Regions from separate parts of the Homo sapiens genome. Here region 1 is linked to region 2. The links are chromatin contacts, found by Hi-C or POLR2A ChIA-PET in ENCODE. All regions are on one chromosome and are shown on one strand. The core of a region is the stretch at or near the end of the contact, and the rest is flanking DNA. Distances in the headings are between cores, read along the strand shown.

Region 1 (3,078 bases), core at 196-2,695, 450 kb before region 2:
CATTAATTCTCAGTAACAGTTGTTAATGAGCTCATTAAGCAAGTATTGTACAGAAGATTTCAACCAGGGGAACCTCTTAAAAACCACTAAATATCTTCTTTTGCAGGGGGGAGGAAAAAGGAAATAGGTTAAATGCCAGAGGAGAAGTCTATAAATATGGCTGTTTATCAACTATGGCAAAGTTTTAAATCATTAAGCTTTTATAAAACTATATAAATTCTGAGCATTTTGTGCCATTTCCAAAAAAGGTGCTCACAGTGAGATGACTCCTCTCCTTGGGCCTTCCTGGATTTAGCAACTATTTTGTTAAGATGTAGAAACAAACTCTAGGCCTGGCGTGGTGGCTCCCTCCTGTAATCCCAGCACTTTGAGAGGCTAAGGCAGGTGGATCACCTGGGGTCAGGAGTTCAAGACCAGCCTGACCAACATGGTGAAACCCCATCTCTACTAAAAATACAAAAATTAACTGAGTGTCATGGCGTGTGCCTGTAATCCCAGCTATTCAGGAGGCTAAGACAGGAGAATTGCTTGAACCTAGGAGGCAGAGGTTGCAGTGAGCCGAGATCGCACCACCATACTTCAGCCCAGACGACAGAGGGAGACTCCATCTCAAAAAAAAAAAAAAAAGAGAGAAACGAACTGTAACCCTGCATCTCACATTTCACCAATAGGTTGATTCTTTTTCTTGCTTCTATAACATATAATTCAATAATGTGTTCAAGTATTTGAAATATTGAGGGTTACGTTTAAATTTAATTTGGGTATTGCATTAGTTGACTTTAAGCAACGTATTTTATCTTGAAGTATGTGATCTGTAAATGTCTATGAGTGATAAGCAAGTTAAAGTGCTTTAACTAACAGTAACAAAAATGTATGACTTACTTCCCAGTTTACAAAGAAATTTTATATGCATGACTTTAATCCTTACAAAACCTGGAAGAATGTTACCATTAGCCCAAATTTACGCACAAGAAACCTGAAGCTCTAGTTAAGTGACTTGCCTAATTGAAAAGTTTGTATGTTCAGTTCTTAGAACCACAAACTTTATGTTCTTTCTACTAAAACACACTGATTTTCTCAGTAACTAATCAGAAGCTGGCAGCCTCACCGTGGAAATATGCCTTGCTTTTATTAAAGGAAAAATTATTGGTGACACTTATTAAAGATGGTAAGGAAGACTTCATCCAAGAAGGACTACCACAATGGGGCTTTGTATTATAGAAGGAGAGAGAGACTGGGCTCAGGTCCAAAAACAATAAGGAAAAGTGGGGATTTATAGCCAAGGAGCAGGGTAGGGTATCAGAGGATGGAAAATTACTAAGAGGAAGGGCAATTGTATTAAAGTGACCTCACAGGATTTTTGCTGAAGGCAGGCCTGGGTGATTCAGTATCAAGGGTGGTCAGACTGAGGGTAGGGGATTTTTGCTAAACTGACTCAGCAGGCTTCTTGCTAAAACTGGAATAACTGGACCAAGGGCAGAGCCCAAGATTAGAGCCTTGTCAGAAAGAGGACTGAGAGGGGCCCAGTCTGAGTTAAGTCAAAGAGAAAGAAACTCCATGCTCCTTCTACTAAAACACATCAATTTTCTTAGTAACTGATCAGAAGCTAGCAGGCCTCCCATCGTGATGTGTCTTATCATCCATAACCCAGAAGAAGGAGGCTTTAAGCATAAGGGTAAGAGAGATCTAGTTAATGCTCAGGAATGAAGTGATATAAAATCAAACTTCAAGAAAAGCTTCCATGCAGTGTTATTTATGTTTGGAAGCACAACCATGACCAAAACCTTCGAACACACCATAAGTCATTTATCTCAAGTCCAAGGAAACTAAATGATAGATCAGACTCATTGAATTAGAGCCAATCAAGTATGTGACTTGAAATTACTCCAATAAAATCCTAATACCAGCATCTTCTACCATTCTAGGTGCAATGTCTCATGAAGTTTGACAAGCACTTCATGTGCTTTCCTTCCACAATAAGACAGTTTCTCCTAATCGCTTGCCCATGCATACATTCAATGCATGCTTCACGATTCACATGGCCACTTCCATTTCTTCAGTGGCCTAAGGACAGACACTAAAAATAAGCGCATGATTTGTAAGAAAAACAGATATTGATGAATTCCAAATAACCTTATCCAACTTATATAAACCAGCTCAAGTAGGCATTTTACTAATTTAATTTTAGTTTCCCAGGTATTAATTGGATTGATCAGTATTCATTCAGATTTGTCACTGGTTGTGCCTGCTGCGTATTGGTTCTGCTTTTTGTCAGCCTATTAATTTTCAATAAATAATGTCTCAGAAATTGCAGATGAGTAAATTAAAGTGTTAATTGGTAATGTTGTAATGTGTAATATTTCTTTAATGTTTTTTAAACAAAATAGACCACTATCACATTTATGAAATTTATTTATACTCAGTTTTTTAAAAGAATTTCAGACTGCCTATACAAGGTCAAACTTTTTATGTTTATAAAATGGAAATAGGGACAACATTGTTGGAAAAGTTAGCTTATTAATCTTGATAAGAATTGTGTTTCTACGATCTCTGCTTTTGAAATTATGGTGTGTCTAACACTGTCCTAAAATACAACTTGCAAGGAATAATAAAGCCAAGGCTAAATTTGTGTATTGTCAAATTTCTCAAAGGAAGAAAAGTTATTGTTAAAATTTCTTAAGTGGCTCCTGAGTACCTCCTTTTGTATTTCCTTAGTCCATCTGCTCTGCTGTCGTTCTTTTATTACAGGTTATACTTTGTCCTCTATTTTATAGGTATCATTGTTCCCTTTCACTCTTGACCAGACCAAAAGCTAATATCACATACAGTGTACTTTGGGAAATTCTGCCTTCGAGGAATAGCCCACCAAGTATAAAGAAAAATATATTTTGCCCTGGGTATGGTGGCTCATGTCTGTAATCCCAGCACTATGAGAGGCTGAGGTGAGCAGATTGCTTGAGGCCAGGAGTTCAAGACCAGCCTGGGCAACATAGAAAAACCCCATCTCTACAAAACATTCAAAAAATTAGCCAGACATGGTGGTGAGCGCCTGTAGTCCCAGCCACTGGGGAGGTGGAG
Region 2 (2,948 bases), core at 14-2,513:
TTTTGTTTTTTCCTTCAGAGACTTTATTACAGGTTGTAATTATACATTGATATATGGTTATTATTGGTTAATGTCTGTCTTCTGCCGTGGACTATAAGCTACATGTGGGGACTATAAGCTTGTTCAATAGCACACAGAACTATGTAGCTATGAGCAAATTACTTAAACTTTCCCAAAAAAAAAAAAAAACAGTGTGGGGGAACAATACTGCCTCAAAGGTTTTTGGCAGGCTTAATCAGCTATGTAAAGCACTAAACAGAATAGGCTCATTTACTCGATACATGGTAGCTATTCCTGCTGTTATTCCCTACAATATGCTGTGGGCCGTCAGAATTTGTCCTCATTTTAAAATTGTTTCTAGTCTCGTAAAAAGGGAAAACATTCACACAAATAATTAAAACACTATAGGATAAGAGTCTATCACACTAGCCAACAGGAGGCCTGACCTAACAGGCTTTGGCCTTCGCAAATGTGAAGTCGCCGACATTCAGGATACCTTCTATCATCTCTCCTTTAGGGACCATCAGGATCCTGCTGCTTGGATCACAAGCATGGCATTATCAAGAGATTGGCTCAAACACCATCTCCTCAGTGTAGACCTTCGTGATGCTGCCAAGAAGAATTAACACCTTTTTCATCCCATGTCCTCCAGCAGTGTGTGTCTGTGTGTGTCCCTATTAAGAAATTGAAGTTCCTCAAAGGCAAGAATCATGTTTTTCATTTCTATATTCCTAACCAAATCAACTACAATAAATGCCCAAATAAGTTTCATTGAATGAATGAATGAATGAATGAATGAATGAAAAGGAAATTAAAATTACACACACAACAGTGGATATGTAGAAAAGACAAGCACAGCAAGAGCAACTAGGCTGCCCAGGGAGGCAGTATGCAAGTCCAGAACCTAGCTTATGTTCAGAGGGCTTTCAAAAGACAGATCAAAGGAAGTGGAGCCTGGGCAAGAGGCAGCCCTAGTCTGTTTACTCTTCAGTCACTTTGTAACTTACCTGCTGCCCCCACCCCAGGTCTGCTTTGACATGAGATCTTTAAATGTTGAGGTGGGAAGGGGGGAATCGCTTAACTGCTATCTGATTCTTCATCTGTAAAATAAAGCTACTGACACTGACCTTCCTCATAGAGCTATTGTGTGGGATAATTAATTAATAATTGCAGAATCCTTTAAGAGTATAAAGTGCAACATAAATGCTAAGCATAATTTCCACACAGTCTCTGCTGGCTCTTCTCAAGCACATTCCGGCGGCCTCGGGGTCTTTGATCTGCTGTTATCACCTGCAATAGAGCAAACAATGCCTTTGTATCATTAAGCAAATACATAATGAATGGTATTCATTGTTAAAGGTTACTTAGCAATATAACTTTTTTTTTGCCTTTTGAATGGGAACATCCACCGGTGAGAGGATTACGTAAGCTAATAGCTAATGTATCAAAGGAAAGGAGAGAAAAGAAACAGCCATGGCAACCAGAGCAATAGGGCCCAGGCTTTGGCCCTCAGAAGAAACCTGTATCCACCTAGCAAAAGGAGGATAAGGACTAACTGGGAGAAAACCAGAGGGGATGGTGAACAGAAAAGTCAACAACAGGAAATGGCAGACTGTGGCCTAGTCATCCTCTGGCTGTCAGATCTCGGCTTATTGCATGAGACATAATCTGCCATCTTCAGGAGTGTGAACCTGGTCCTCTTCGAGTCTCTGGGTTCTTCCCTTCATGCCGAGTGGTGCTTTGGTGGGAAAATTGTGTTTTTCTTTGAATATAACCTTTTCTAGAGATAGAGGTGGGCGGCACTATGATCAGAGAACCTTTATCCTCTGCATTCCTCCCAATGCTCGGCTCTTCCCCGAGAAATGGCCCTCAACCCAATGCAGGGGCAATGGCTAGCCCCAGGAACAATCATCCCAAGATTCTCAAGGTAAGTGAGACAGACCACCTCCTCCCATAAAATGCAAAAAAGCTCACAACTTGTTCATTGGCTCACTTGATTTAATATCAAAAGATTGGAACAGTGTTACAATTCCCTTAAGTGTTCCTTTGAGATTTAAACAAAAGAAATAACAAATGTTTACTGATTTGGTTTGGATTGTTCAAGTTTAGACTTCAGTACTCTAGCACAGTCTTAAGGTATTTGGTAATTCTACAAGTTTAATTTTTAAATGTTAGAGTTAACTTTTATGTCATGTTTTTCAAAAACTATGTGAATTTACAATGTACTCCTCTCCCTATATTCCTTTAAATAATACCCAAAACACAACTCTCATATACCCCTCTATGTTTTACTGCCTTGGCTACAGGGATTTTATGTCTCTTATTTGGCATTGCTGTTTATTGTCACTTCCCCCATAATTCTGGTTTTTGCTGCCCTGTTTTTTTATCCTTTTGAAAGTCTTTCTTCACTATGCTAAGTCAAACTTTGAAACTCTTGGTAAATGCCATAAAATTTTTCTTAACATGGAACAAGATCGCCACCCAGTGGCCATGCTGAGCTTCACTCTATGCATTTTTCCAGATTTTTCCCCTCACACTTTTATTTATCTGGACTGCAGAACAGAGGTGTCCTTAAAGAATAGCCCAGCCCCTTCATTTTTCTGAGGAGAAAACTGAAGGTCAGAAAGGTTAACATTTGGTCAAGTCCACAATACCACAATAAGACCCATGCCTTAGGCCAGGCTTCAGTCCTCATGTTTTCAAGGACTACCTCAGAACTGGAGGTGACCTTCAGGATCAGCCAATCCAAGCCCTCTAACATACAGATGAGGACACTGAGGCACAGAGAAGAAAAATGGCTTCTCAAGATTTATGGAGCTGACTAAATGGGACAAAATTAACACTTAGCCTGATGTTCATTCTCCTACTTAGACCAATCTCATTTTAAATATTTTATTTTCCCCCTTGGATTATCATAATTCCAGCCTTTAATAGGTGACCATAGTAGA

What was found. Hi-C counts contacts between places; a loop is a spot of excess contacts on that map. ChIA-PET counts read pairs that join two places held with the same protein, here RNA polymerase II (POLR2A). Pooled maps may share reads with other maps.
Region 1: a map of IMR-90 shows a loop between it and region 2 (5-fold over the local background). The contact joins two enhancer-like sites. A Hi-C loop is called at or near these places in 2 of 168 maps with a recorded cell type or tissue (Calu3 and IMR-90) and 2 of 50 pooled maps. POLR2A ChIA-PET finds 5 or more read pairs at or near these places in 1 of 52 experiments (AG04450).

What each region holds. Positions count from the first base shown.
Region 1 is chr6:155,780,823-155,783,900 of GRCh38, reverse strand. No RefSeq gene overlaps it. Among named protein-coding and RNA genes, the nearest start is that of MIR1202, 160 kb to the left of the region's middle. Within about 2 kb of position 1,445, at least 9 of the 41 ENCODE cell types and tissues checked have a DNase peak (open chromatin) inside an H3K27ac peak, as active enhancers do.
Region 2 is chr6:155,327,231-155,330,178 of GRCh38, reverse strand. No RefSeq gene overlaps it. Among named protein-coding and RNA genes, the nearest start is that of TFB1M, 14 kb to the right of the region's middle. Within about 2 kb of position 1,263, at least 2 of the 41 ENCODE cell types and tissues checked have a DNase peak (open chromatin) inside an H3K27ac peak, as active enhancers do.